3 separate regions of the Homo sapiens genome follow, and regions 2 and 3 are each linked to region 1. A link is a contact called in ENCODE Hi-C or POLR2A ChIA-PET data. All regions are on one chromosome and are shown on one strand. The core of a region is the stretch at or near the end of the contact, and the rest is flanking DNA. Distances in the headings are between cores, read along the strand shown. Region 1 holds the start of EVI2B (ecotropic viral integration site 2B). Region 2 holds the start of NUFIP2 (nuclear FMR1 interacting protein 2). Region 3 holds the start of PHF12 (PHD finger protein 12).

Region 1 (4,468 bases), core at 1,912-4,411:
TGAAATTAACACAGGGCTAAGATCAGGCCACATTTCAAAAATCTCATCCCTTACTGGGCATTTATTTCGGGCAATATAGTAACCATTTTAAAAATATTTTTTATATGTTTTTTCCCAAGTATGACTACAATCTTACTCTCCCTTCTAAGCTAGTGATTCTTACCCTGGCTGCATGTCAGAATCACCTGAAGAGTTTTTAAAAAACACCAATGCCTAATTCCCATGTCTTCCTTCTGATGCAACTGGAATGGGGTGAACTCTAAGCATTGGTAATTTTTACGTAACTCTCAAGGTGATAACTGCTCTTGGTCATCAAATTCAAACGTCTAGCTATTATTAAAATGAGAGGAAAAAAATAAAGCATCATTTTTATTATCAATTTATTAGCAATTTGTAAAAAACAAATCTATTCTCTAAACGAGAAATCATAACAATATTATTCCAGATAAAGTTAAGTGTTAACAAAGTAAAAAGGAAAGCATGAGAATATTCATGCCAGTCATGGTGACTGAAATCAGGTTATCTTTTGAGGGGAAAAATAACCCAGATTAGAAATGAAACTGGGCAGACTTCCCATTCTGTGCAAAAATTGAAAATTTGAGATTGTGCACCAGTACATCCAGGAGTAACACAAAGCACTCCTTGAATCAAGGGTCATAAATAAACACGTGTCAGAGAAAATTAAAAGAAATTAATATCATCATAAAAATAGGAAATTACTTTCATATTCAACATACTGGTCAAACATTTTCTCACCAGAGAGCTTCTACCACAAGGATATTTAAAAGAATATTTAAAATTCACCACTCACTATCTTGGCTATTAAACATATACTCTCAGAATGGTACTATCCAATGATAGTTACTGAACAAACAGAAGTGTTTCCTTTCCAAATGACAGGTATTTTAAAATGGTAGGTAAGATATCTTTGAGTTCAAAATTTAAAAGTCATTTAGTTTTGAACAAAAACACATTCCCTACCCCTGGGTATTACAGTTCACCAGCTTAATTCAGGGATTTAAAAATAGTGAATCAGGTTAGGCACAGTGGCTTACACCTATAATCCTGGGAGGATCACCTGAGGCCAGGAGTTTGAGGCCAGCCTGCACAACAAAGTAAGAGCCTCATCTTTACAATAAATAAATAAGCCAGCCAGCGAGCATAGTAGCATGTGCCTGTAGTCCTAGCTACTCGAGAGGCTGAGGCAGGAGGATTGCTTGAGGTCAGGAGTTCAAGACCAGCCTGCGCAACACAGCAATACCCTGTCCGTAAAAACAACAATACTTCCAAAAACCAGTGAATCAAAAGCTTTATAGCATTTGATTATATTATGCTTTATAGTAGGAGCCCATAAAAAAAAACTATTCTTTTTGCACCAAGCTATAAGTACCCTGAAGTTAAGAACAAGGTCATAATAACCTGTGTTTCCCGCAGTGACCAGGAAAAAGCAGTGCATGGGTTAACACATTCCGTACCTACTATAATATGCATCATCCAAGGCACTTTACATTTATTTAATTCCACAATAAGCTTATAAATTAGGAATTATGATCTCCATTTTTCAAGAGAGGAAAGGTGACTTACTCAAAGAAATTTTTATTCAGATGGACTCACTCCTTTCAATACACTTTGTTTAGTTAACTTAAAAATTTTTTGTATTTTAAATTTTTGTGGGTACATAGTAGGTGTATATATTTAAAGGGTAATGAGATGTTTTGATACAGTCACGCAACGTGAAATAATCACATCATGGAGAATGGGGTATCCATCCCTTCAAGCACTTATCCTTTGTGTTACAAAGGATCCAATTACACTTTTAGTTATTTTAAAATGTATAATTATGGTATTAATGACAGTCACTCTGTTGTGCTATCAAATAGGTCTTATTCATTCTTTCTATTGTTTTTTGTACCTATTAACTGGTAACACCATCTCCCCAACCCCTCATTACCCTTTAGTAACAAGTTAACTTTAGTTAACTTCTTATTTAAAAAATGATCCCCAATTTATTTTATTTTCCACTGAGAAGTAACTACTTTGTGGGTAATCAAATAAATAGTTGAGAACTTGAACTCAAAAGTCACTAGTAAAATATTTGGTCAAAATAATTTAATTACAAATATACAAATGGCAAACAGGCATACGAAAGGGTACTCAGCACCACTGATGAGAGAAATGCAAATCAAAACTACAATGATACCTCATCTCACCCCAGTTAAAATGGCTTATACTCAAAAGACAGGCAATAACAAGTGCTGGGAAGGGTGTGGAGAAAATGGAACTCTCGTACGCTGTTAGTGGGAATGTAAATCAGTAAAACCACTATGGAGAACAGTTTGGTGGTTCCTCAAAAAACTAAAAATAGAGCTATCATATGATCCAGCAATCCCACTGCTAGGTATATACCCAACAGAAAGGAAAACTGTACAAAGAGACATCTGCACTCCCACTTTTGTTGTAACACTATTCACAACAGCCAAGATTTGGAAGCAACCTAAGTGTCTATAAACAGATGAATGGATAAAGAAAATATGGTACATATACACAATGGAGTATTATTCAGCCATAAAAAAGAATGAGATCCTGTCATTTGCAAAATAATGTAATTATACTTTTACCCTGGACTTTTTATATTATGAGGAAATAACATTACATTTATTGGTTACCTGCAGTTGGTGAGGCATTTATACATGTTATATTATGCTATCTTATTTAATCCTCACAATAACCCAATAAAATATTCCTTTAGAGGAGGAAACGGTGACTCAGAAGTGCAGAGTCTTGCCTAAGGTCATACAAGTAAACAGAACACATCACTCACTTCTTATGAGAAGAAATCTCACTGTAAGTGATAACCCAACTGGCAGCTTTTCTTCTTAGAACATGTAATTTTCTCTTCGGGACTCCATCCTAAATATTTAATTTACATAATCATATTACTAGAGTATCTCAAATATTTATTTACATAATTAAAAGCACTCAAATCATAGGGCTCCAAAATGTATTTCAAAATAAGTTCTGTTAAAGTAATATATTTCTTAGTCACTTTGTGGTTTATTGCACTTCCGGAACCAGCTATTGATAAACTTCCTCTTTTTCTACAGAAACTATTTCAGTTTGCTAGAGGAACATTTTAAATCTGAATTGAACCACCCATTTTCCTTTCTTAGCCAAATCACCAAAATGTCCAGTTAGAACAAGAATTTAGCATTCTGCAAAAGAAGTTAACAGCTGAGGTAAGAAAATTTTCACACAATTTGGTTTGATCTTGCTTTATATAAAATTTATTTTAAAAACTGTCATTAGTGTTTTAAACTTAAACTCTGATAGTCTAAAGATGTCTATAACAGGTTTTTGTGGTTTTGTTGCATAGAATTAAAAAATACTCAGTTCAGCTTGCCTTAGAAAAATATTTTCACCTAGGTTTGTATAAGACCTTTTAAGTTTATTTAATCTCACACACACACACACACACACACACACACACACACATATTTTTTTTTTTTTTTGAGATAGAGTCTTGCTCTGTCTCCCAGGCTGGAGTGCAGTGGCACGATCTCAGCTCACTGCAACCTCCACCTCCTGGGTTCAAGCAATTCTCCTGCTTCAGCCTCTCAAGTAGCTCGGATTACAGGCGCCCACCACCACGCCTGGCTAATTTTTTTGTATTTTTAGTAGAGATGGGGTTTCACTATGTTGCCCAGGCTGGTCTCCTACTCCTGACCTTGGGTGATCCGCTTACCTCCGCCTCCCAAAGTGCTGGGATTACAGGAGTGAGCCACCGCTCCCAGCCACAATCATATTTGTTAACCTTAGTTTTAGAATTAAAAAGAAACTATAGCCATGGCAGATAAAGCTAAGGGTTAGAAATAGAACTAGATTCCACAGGCTATGACTGAATTTATAACCTCCAAAATATTAATTGTTAAAAGTTCTAATGTACTTTTTATAGAATTTTCCTGTACATAATATAATGCATAAATTAAAATTTTTGTATCCCCTTTAGTTTGCATAGTAAGAATGGTCACTTTCACTTAATTTAGAAAGAAAAAGAAATCAGATGTGGTATTTGACTATTATTATTATACATGCTTTATTTTTTACATATAGATTTTATATTTAATAATGATGACATGAAAACATTATGGCTCATTTTAAAAGCTTACTAAGCCAAAAATGTTAGTCAATAATCAAACATGCATGCGTATATTAATATCATCTACGTGTTTATGTCACATTATCTGAGACTTTAGAACATAGTATAAGATAGAAGAAACCTATAGAATAAACAATAGAAAATTGTTAATATGCATAAAAGATGCTTGCTGTGGGTAAAATGGGCAAATAAAAACTGCAAAGAGTATTTTACATAGACTTGTAATTTCAGGGAATAATATGTTCATAGTGGGTGATATCCCATTTCAACACTTAATAAATATTCATGACTTTCTCTTAGAAGGATTTCTTC
Region 2 (4,223 bases), core at 1,653-4,152, 2.0 Mb after region 1:
CAAGATTATGATTCTAATGTATACAAGAATGTAATATTCTGCTTTTTTTCTTACATTATATCATAAGCCTTTCTTCATACTACTGCATACTACTAAGGCAACATTCATAGTAACTAGAGCATCTGAGAATAAGATTTAGTTTATTAAACTCAGTCAGTACAACTGTAAGTGAAAAGCTAAAGGTAGGCAAAAGTGTGATAAATCAGAAATACAGAATGAGTGCTTTTGGTTTGCCTGCAGGTATAATGTAGAAAACCTAGACAGGGAAGTTGGAACTCAGAAATTCAAGCCTTCCAACTGAATGTCTAAGTCAACAAAAAATACCAACATAATCTTAAATTGTATATATACTTTTCTTTCTTTCTTCTTCTTTTTTTTTTTTTGAGACAGGATCTCGCTCTGTTGCCCAGACTGGAGTACAGTGGCACAATCACAGCTCACTGCAGCCTCCACCTGGAGGGCTCAAGTCATCCTCCCATCTCAGCCTCCCAACTACAGGCACACACCACCATGCCAGGCTAATTTTTAAAAATTTTTGTAGAGAGAGAGTCTCTGTATGTTGCCCAGGCTGGTCTCGAACTGCTGGGTCAACTGATCTGCCATGGTCTCCCAAAGCGTTGGGATTACAGGTGTGAGCCACCACACCTGACCTGTTTTTTCTTTAATAATTGGGAACGTGGCAGAATATTATTCAGTGGTAAAGACTTATTGTGATATGATATTATTATTAGGGTTTTCATTCTCAAAATTGGGTAAATGTACCCCCAAAGAGGTTTTTCTTTAAAATTTAGCAAAGCTGGCTGGGCCTGGTGGCTCATGAATCCCAGCACTTTGGAAGGCTGAGGTGGGCAGATCACCTGAGATCAGGAGTTCGAGACCAGCCTGGCCAACATGGAGAAACCCCATCTCTATTAAAAATACAAAATTAGCCTGGCACAGTGGCGCATGCCTGTAATCCCAGCTACTCAGGAGGCTGAGGCAGGAGAATTGCTTGAACCCAGGAGGCAGAGGTTGCGGTGGGCTGAGATCATGCCATTGCACTCCAGCCTGGGCAACAAGGACAAAACTCCATCTCAAAATAAAATAAAATAAAATTTAACAAGGCAACACAAATCCTTACTGTATAGAACATGCCAAAATTTGGTCATGGTTTTCAGGATTCAATGACATTTGTTATTGGAAACCAGCTTTTACGTTTTAAATAAGCTTTTGCATTGACATTCATTAATTTCATAGCATAAACTTTTTGCTTTCAAGCTTCTTGTTCCTTTAATGTTGTCCTGTTGTAGGAATTCAAGCCACATTTTAAAAATTCAAAAACGTAACATACATTGAGGAAACAGTCCATATGTCCGTTGCTGAGTGAATGAACAAAATGTGGTATATACATATAATGGAATATTAGTCAGCCTTAAAAAAGAGGGAAATTCTGATGTATGCTACTCTGAAGACATTATGCAAAAAAGCTAGTCACAAAAAGACAAATACAGTACAATCCCACTTATATGAGGTACCTAGAATAGTCAAGTTCGTAGAGACAGAAAACAGAACAGTGGTTATCAAGGGATGGAAGGAGGAGGGAAAGGACATTTATTTTTATTGGGTATGAAGTTTCAGTTTGGAATGATGAAAAAGTTCTGGAGATAGATGATGGTCATGGTTCTACAACAATACGAATGTACCTAATGCACCTGAACCATACACTTAATATTAAGATGGTAAATTTTATATTATGAATATTTTACAATTAAAAAAATCCCCCAATCTATAACATACATTGGGAAAAGTGCATTTTATCTGTATATTCAGTTTAACAAATAATTACTAAGCAAATATATGTAATCACCACCTAGCCCCCAAAATGAAATATTATCAGAGTAACCTGTGTCCCTCCCCATCACAACCCTCTTCCTTCCTGAGTAACCACTATCATGGCTCTAACATTTGCTTTTGAAAATCATATACTGTGATGTGGTAATGCAGGATAAGTTAAATCTACACTACAAAACGCTACAGAATATTTCTTTTAATTTCAATTTTTCCATAAGTGCCAAAAAAAAAAAAAACAAACCCACTTAATAACTTTTAAGTGCTCTTTCTCCCCTTCCTTTGCTCTTGAAACTTCTCATTCTAAAACCTATTTTGGTTCCACAGTTGACCTCACCTGCAGAGTTTAATTAAAAAAAAAAAAACCTTCAGTGTAAATTTTCATTCCTCCTGCTCTCCCTTGCCTCCAACTACAAAGAAACAATGATTTAAACCCTTTGTGCCCTTTTAGAAAATTACACAGATACCCCATTGTGGAACCCTATAATCCCTTCGTGGAAAGGAAGAGATTAGCATATGAATACAAAGCAAAATGAATCCAGAATACAAAATGATCTACTGGATTGTGAAGCTCTTGTATGCTTAAAAATGTATTTATTTCCTCTTTTTGTATTGCCCCTTTAGTGGTCTCGGGGTTAAGGGAATTGAGCTTCCCTTTCTGGTTACCCGGAAAAGGATTAAAAACAAAACAAAACAAAAAACAAAAAAACACCAGATTCTAAGAGGTGCAAAGCCAGCAGATGGCTCACAGCACCAGTGGAATCGCCAGTGGAATCTGCTACCCTCGACACGAGCCTGCTTGCCGGCGAGGAGTGTAGAAAGTGCTGTTCACAGACTGCGTGGTGAAGGAGAGAAAGCGACAGAAGAGAGAGCCATAGTGCTGACGTTGAAGGCCCGGCCCTGTGAGGTTGCACAGGGTAAGTGGCGTTGGCCAGGCGGCAGCGGCGAAGGGGAAGGAAAGAGGATTTGAGCTGGGGGCGGGGCTTGCGGCACAGCGTGGCTCCTGATTGTTGGAGTGCGGCTGCCAATCTCGCAGAATCGCTCGGTTAACCAGTGCGCTGGCGAGACGCGCTCAGATATACTGAGTGAGCCCTGAGAAGCAGTCTCAGATCCTGACGGTGCAGCAGCCCGCAGCCTCAGCCAGGGAGTCCCAGCCGCTTTCAATGGAGGAGAAGCCCGGCCAGCCACAGCCTCAGCACCATCACAGCCACCACCATCCGCACCATCACCCTCAGCAGCAGCAGCAGCAGCCGCACCACCACCACCATTATTATTTCTACAACCACAGCCACAACCACCACCACCACCATCATCACCAGCAGCCTCACCAATACCTGCAGCATGGAGCCGAGGGCAGCCCCAAGGCCCAGCCAAAGCCGCTGAAACATGAGCAGAAACACACCCTCCAGCAGCACCAGGAAACGCCGAAGAAGAAAACAGGTCTGGGAGGGAGGACGGGTGGGGGAAGGGGGTTGGGGGTGGAGGACAGGAGAGATGGGGGTGGGGCTGGATCCGAAAAGCGCGGACGGGGTCGGGGTGTGTGTGTGTGTGTCCCCTCCGGCTCTGGGGATGCCCCTTTCATTCTAGAGCTCGGGCTGAGCAATGGGGTTTGCAGCGCCCTCTCCTTCCCTCCAGCATGGGAGAGGCCCAGCCAGGCCAGCGTGACCTTCCTGGCCCCGGCCCCGGCTGAAGGGAGACCTGCTGGGTCGGCCTTGCAAGTCCAACCTCATTATTCTTTTCCCATTCACCTCCCTGCGTCCCTGGAGTTACCTCAATTTGGGGGCCCTGAGATGGGGTAAACCTACCCCCCCAAAAAATCCCTCGAGGTGTAACTCAGGAAGGCCTAGCGAATCCCGACTCGGATGGTGTCGCGAGACCCTTTTGCAGGCGGCGAGGAGTGGGTAGGTAGGGTGAGTTGAGGAAGTGCCCCTCACCCGCCACCCCAAGCCCACCTGTGGCCTTGGGGCTCCCCGTCTCGGTGGGGGGGGCTGTTGGGACCCCTCATCTCACGGGTCATTTCCACCACTAAACGCCCTTTTTGGGCGCCGGACCCCGCAGTCTTGTCCCGCGGCTCCTCCCGAGGCCGGCGCCCCGCGCCCGCTCCCCCCAGAGCCGGCGCGGCTGGAATGTTCTCTCCTCCTCGCGGGGCCGCTTCCTGTCCGCCATGTTGGAAGCCGATTCCTGTCACCGACTCCGGCCCACTGAGGAGCGGAGGGGGAAGGGTGTCGAGGGCCACACGGGGCGGCGGAGCCGGGTGACCCGGGATCACCACCGGCCGCAGCCTCGCCCCCTGCACTGCGGGGGCGCCGGCGCCCCCCGCACCGCGGCCGCCCCCCCCCCCGTCGCCGGCCGGGGTTGTGTAACCCGGTGGCGGCGCGCGGCCCCGGGCGGGTCCC
Region 3 (4,669 bases), core at 296-2,795, 2.4 Mb after region 1:
GGAAAACAGAAACCTAAGACTCCATACACTGACATCCCCACTCTGTCTAACTCATCCTCCTTACTGTCCCCAAAGCAAGCATAGTAATTCCTTAGACACAGTCGACATAGTGTAATGGACAGTGTCTGGCTTGAGAATCAAGAAATCCAATTCTTAGGTCTGCCATAAATGCACTATGTGACCTAGGCAAATCACTGCGCCTCCCTGTGCATCTGGAAAAGAGGGGATTAAATCAGATGGTCTCTAAACCCTTGCTAGTTTGACGACTCTGAGAATGCTGTGTCCCTTAACATTAAAAGTGGGCCGAGCACAGCTACGAAGCAACAATTCCAACTAAACCCCTAGTGTCAAGCACAACGATACAATTCTCTTTTCCACTGCTTCATCCACCATCAGGCAGCAATAACCAACCGCCCATCTCTGACGGCAATACCAAGGGGAGGAGCGGGCGCCCTGAAAAGGAGCATGAATCCCCGCCCAGAATGCGAGGCGGGCCCTCAGACTACAAATCCCGGCATGCAGCACTGACGCTCTCAAAAGTATCCCTTCCTGGCCGGCAAATGACTCTTCCCCGGGTCTATCCTACCATAGAGTGCATCGCACGCACATGGAACTACAGTTCCCACAATCCATCAGACCTATCGCGATTCTTGCTCCCAGGATGCAATGCGCCCCCGTTCGCCCTTTAGACCCTTTGGCGTTGCAAACTGGGAGTTGGAGTCCGGGGTACGCAGGTAGCTGGGCGTTGTCAGGATTACAAACTCTCCACTTTAGGCTTCCTCTTGAAGAGCAGATCTCAGGGACAGTGGTGAAGAGAGGGTGGTAACGGGCAGGCGGAACTCTCCAGTGCCACCACCACGCAAGGCAGGGATGCTGAGGATACAATTAACTGATAAAATTATCTGTCAGGAGCGGGAGAGAATTAGGAACCACAGTCATCCCACACGCCTCCAAAAGCGTCATTTTCTGTCTCAAATGGCTTTTCTCTTTACCAATATGGTGGCCTGGTCCAGCCACACCCGATGGTAGAACCAAACGGTCAAGTACAACATCCCTAGGAATACTGCTGTCACCGACAGGCGACCAGCTCCATCCAACACCACACCTTGCTCCTTTCTGTTCATGCCTGAGGACTCCAAGGGCATGATAGCCCATATCCCATTACCAAAATGGCGAAAGGAGCAGCTTTCTTGTGAGGGCCTGCGGAAGGCAATACGCCTGCGCGGGAGGCGTCTGTGTTATGGAGAGGAAGGGGGAGCACCCCCAACACGCCTGCGCAGAACAGAGTCGTCTTAGTTTGCACACAAACACCAATGGATGAACAGTCCCTAGCTTCCTGCGGCTGCGCCTTGACCCCTACAAGCTTTCTCAAGCGCCTGCGCGAGACCTCAGGTCCCGCCCTTTTGTCTCAGTGCGCTGGCGCAGGGCAGAAAGGTGGGGCTTCGGTCCTCCAGACGAATGCCAGCGCGGCTGCGCGCTGGGGGGTACTCCCTCACCGCGGCTGCGCGGGAGCCAGGCCGCCGGCTGTCACTGCGGTTGCGCGCGGCGAGCGCCGATCCCGGGGCGCCTGCGCGGGTGGCTTTGCGGGCGCTCGCGGTAAGTTTGCGCCAAGTGCGCGGCAGCCGGGACGCAGACGGCGGCGGCGGCGAGAGGCGGAGCCCGGGGACCACCCCCCATCACCCTCCCCCCAGTCACCTCACGTACCACAACCTCACGTAACCTCTCACCCCCCCTCCGATACCCCCAGCCCCGGGATGGCAGCGCCCGCCAGCCTTCCCGGCCGGACCGGCTGTCGCCAGTGCCGGCTTTAGCCTGTGGGACTAGGCCCCGCCGAGGCCTGACCCCCGGAGCCGGGACCCACTGTGCAGCCAGCAGCCGGGCCGGGACTGAGGGGCCGCTCCCCCCTCGCGGCCCGTCGGGAGGACGCTGTCGTCCCGGGGACTGGGGGCCGGGGGGTGGGGGGGAGCCAGGGCGAGGAAGTCGGGACCCGTATTGGGAAAAAAGCGGGGCCGGGGTCAGGAGCGCCCCCTCCCCTCACCTCCCCCCTCCCCCCGGGGTTGGGGGGGCCGGAGCAGAGAGCACCCAGCCCGGGAGGTGGATGAATGTGGGAGAAAATGGAGACCAAGACGATCGTGTACGACTTGGACACATCAGGGGGGCTGATGGAGGTAAGAGTGGCCCTCCTCATCTCCTTCCTCCAGCGCCGGGAGGGAACCTCCGCCCTCCGCCCCACAAAGCCAGTCCTAAACTCGAAGCGCCTAGATGGCCGAGGGAGGGGGATTCTTCCTCACCTAGCCTCTCCCTCCCCTCTTTGCAATTTAGGGGGCTGAGCTCAGCCTCCGAGGACGTTTGCAGCAGTTTCACCTACCCGCCGCCCTCGATTCGCTCTCCCGAGGCGCCAGCCCACTCCATCTCGTTGCACCGGCAGGCCTCCCCACCCCCTTCTTGTTGGCCCCTTTGTGCTTCCCCCAGCACGTCCGGGTACCGGGCTTTGGGCCTCTCCCGAGCGGGTCTTTGGAGTCCCCCACTGTCCATACAAGGAAGTGGCAAGAAGGGAACCGCGCACCCTCTTCCCATCCCCCTACCCTTGATCCTCCCCATTTGGAAGAAGCTGTTCTCGTTGTTGTGCTGCAGGAACGCGGTTAGGGTGGGCTCCCCCTGGTTCCGGGGGCTGAGAGATTCTGGGAGCAGCCTGGATGGGAGGAAGAAGGACAAAAGGGGGGAGAGGGGTGGGTGACGGAGAAACCGCGCCGGGGGGGCGACGGACCGCCCGGGAGCTCCGAGTGTGCACACACGCCGTTTGTATGTGTGTGCAGCAAATCCAAGCTCTGCTGGCTCCCCCCAAGACGGACGAGGCAGAAAAGCGCAGTCGGAAGCCTGAGAAGGAGCCCCGGAGAAGCGGCAGGGCCACCAACCACGACAGCTGCGATAGCTGCAAGGAAGGTGGAGATCTCCTGTGCTGCGACCACTGCCCGGCTGCCTTCCACCTCCAGTGCTGGTAAGGTCTGGGGACCCTTTTGGAGCTTCTTGGCGGACCCTTCTCTGCGCATTCCTTCACCCGGCCTGCCCCTGACTGCCGAAATAACGGGCGCTTGCAGCCGCTAGCTGACTTTCTGCAGCTGCCGGGGCGAGCACCTCCCCGCCCCCAGGTGTCCGCCGGGTTCTGGCAGTTTAGCGGGGAGGAGCAGCGGTGGGTCCGGACCCCGAGGTGGGGGTTGGGACGAGTGAAGAGAACCCCATATGGGATTGGAAGTCGCTGGGGAGCCGGGACAGAGCCGGCCGGGGACAGCCGGCAGTGGCGGGGGAGGAAGGGGAGGAGCTCCGGGCCCAGTGCCGCTTGCCTGCCCGCGCGCCCGCTGCCCTCGGGGCTCCTGCCCGGCCGGGATCTCCTCGGGGTGGGTGCGTGGAGCCCTCGGCCACCTGAGTTGCCCTGGTCCAGACCCCGGCAACCGGGCGCTTGTGGCTGTAGAAAAAATCGTGGAGGGTGTCTCTCGAGTCCGCCTCTTCTTTGCCTCTCTGTTTACAATATGGCGACCTGCCTTTAAATTATATTTTTATTCTCAGCGCCATTTTGGCTGCATATATGATTTGCAAACGTCTCTCGGGGGAACGGTGGGGACAGCCCCAGAGTCCTTTCTGCAGAAGCTCCTCGGGGGCCCCGTCTGGGATCTCGCCGCTTTGATCCCCTTTCTCTGCCTCCGCTTGCCCCCTGTTGCCTCTCAGAGCTGCCTTCCTTCCTCCTCCCTCTTCCCTCCTCCCTCCCGGCGCCGCTGCCTCTTAGGAAATCGGGCCGGGTTAGACAATTAAAATTGCCCTTGGGCGCCGATTTCATTTCTCCGCTCCGGATCGGCGAGCCCTTCGCTGCAAAATTCTTTGCTGCCAGAGGGAGGATTGTGTGCGGTGGCACTAGAAAGGCATTTTTAAGGAGCTGAGAGCTGGAAAGCCGTACGCTTTTTCCCCCTTACTGGACATGAGAGGAGGGGAGAGACCGAACCGAGAGGGAGGGACCTGAGTTGATCGCCCGCTGCGTGATCCTCCTCAGCGGCTCAGCCCAGGACAATCCGGCAAAGAAGAGTTTAAACTCCATCTTCTGCCGGCCGAAATCACCTCTGCCCTCCACAAAAATCCCACATCTGCGGCAGCAAACCCAGATTTCGTCTTGTTCTACTGGGTCTCGTTCTGTTGTTCTGCAACAGTTGACTGAGGCAGGGGTTTGAGAGAGGAGCCAGACTGGAGAGAGGAAAAGGGGGCTGTTCTGTGTTCCCACCAGTTGTTTGATGTTGCCTTTTTTAGCCCTCTTTTTATTTTGTTTTAAGTGAAATTTCACCGAAGGTCTCTCAACAGTTCCATTCACGTTCCATCTCTCGGTTTGTGGAGTAGTGTCTACTGTATATTTGTACTAATTGCAGGTTTGGGAACACTTATTAGACAGATGACTGATACTGAGCAAATTAAGTTTATGGTCAGAAGTTATGTAGGAAACTCCCATTACCATTCCCAAGATACTTTTGCCCAGGAGGGCACCCCATCCCAGCTTGTAAAATTGCTGGGACAAAAATGATTATCGTAGAGGAAGTTTTGCTGCTGGCTTTAAAATTTTTATTATGAAGTGACTAAGGGTCTGTGGTTTTTAGCCTTTACTTCCTATAAGGTGTAATCCACCTGGAGA

Evidence for each region. Hi-C counts contacts between places; a loop is a spot of excess contacts on that map. ChIA-PET counts read pairs that join two places held with the same protein, here RNA polymerase II (POLR2A). Pooled maps may share reads with other maps.
Region 2: a pooled map shows a loop between it and region 1 (8-fold over the local background). The contact joins the promoter of NUFIP2 here to the promoter of EVI2B in region 1. A Hi-C loop is called at or near these places in 1 of 168 maps with a recorded cell type or tissue (naive thymus-derived CD4-positive, alpha-beta T cell) and 7 of 50 pooled maps. POLR2A ChIA-PET finds 5 or more read pairs at or near these places in 1 of 52 experiments (CD4-positive, alpha-beta T cell).
Region 3: a map of naive thymus-derived CD4-positive, alpha-beta T cell shows a loop between it and region 1 (12-fold over the local background). The contact joins the promoter of PHF12 here to the promoter of EVI2B in region 1. A Hi-C loop is called at or near these places in 1 of 168 maps with a recorded cell type or tissue (naive thymus-derived CD4-positive, alpha-beta T cell) and 8 of 50 pooled maps. POLR2A ChIA-PET finds 5 or more read pairs at or near these places in 1 of 52 experiments (GM12878).

The regions. Positions count from the first base shown.
Region 1 is chr17:31,312,747-31,317,214 of GRCh38, reverse strand. It overlaps EVI2B (ecotropic viral integration site 2B), which reads left to right and starts at 3,161. Exons shown (of 2, transcript NM_006495.4): 1 at 3,161-3,236. The region is part of intron 36 of NF1 (neurofibromin 1); the gene reads right to left. EVI2A (ecotropic viral integration site 2A) reads left to right here. Exons shown (of 2, transcript NM_014210.4): 2 at 1-805.
Region 2 is chr17:29,292,827-29,297,049 of GRCh38, reverse strand. NUFIP2 (nuclear FMR1 interacting protein 2) reads left to right here and starts at 2,902. Exons shown (of 4, transcript NM_020772.3): 1 at 2,902-3,267. The coding sequence starts at 2,991. RefSeq lists enhancers at 2,534-2,733, 3,044-3,143, 2,837-3,597 and silencers at 3,304-3,423, 4,054-4,223.
Region 3 is chr17:28,948,394-28,953,062 of GRCh38, reverse strand. It overlaps PHF12 (PHD finger protein 12), which reads left to right and starts at 1,545. Exons shown (of 15, transcript NM_001033561.2): 1 at 1,545-2,168; 2 at 2,817-2,998. The coding sequence starts at 2,103. It overlaps LOC105371716 (a long non-coding RNA gene), which reads right to left and starts at 1,461. Exons shown (of 5, transcript XR_001752822.2): 1 at 1-1,461. RefSeq lists enhancers at 421-1,042, 744-1,153, 1,254-1,303, 3,044-3,663, 3,744-3,843 and 1 more and silencers at 1,474-1,743, 3,254-3,513.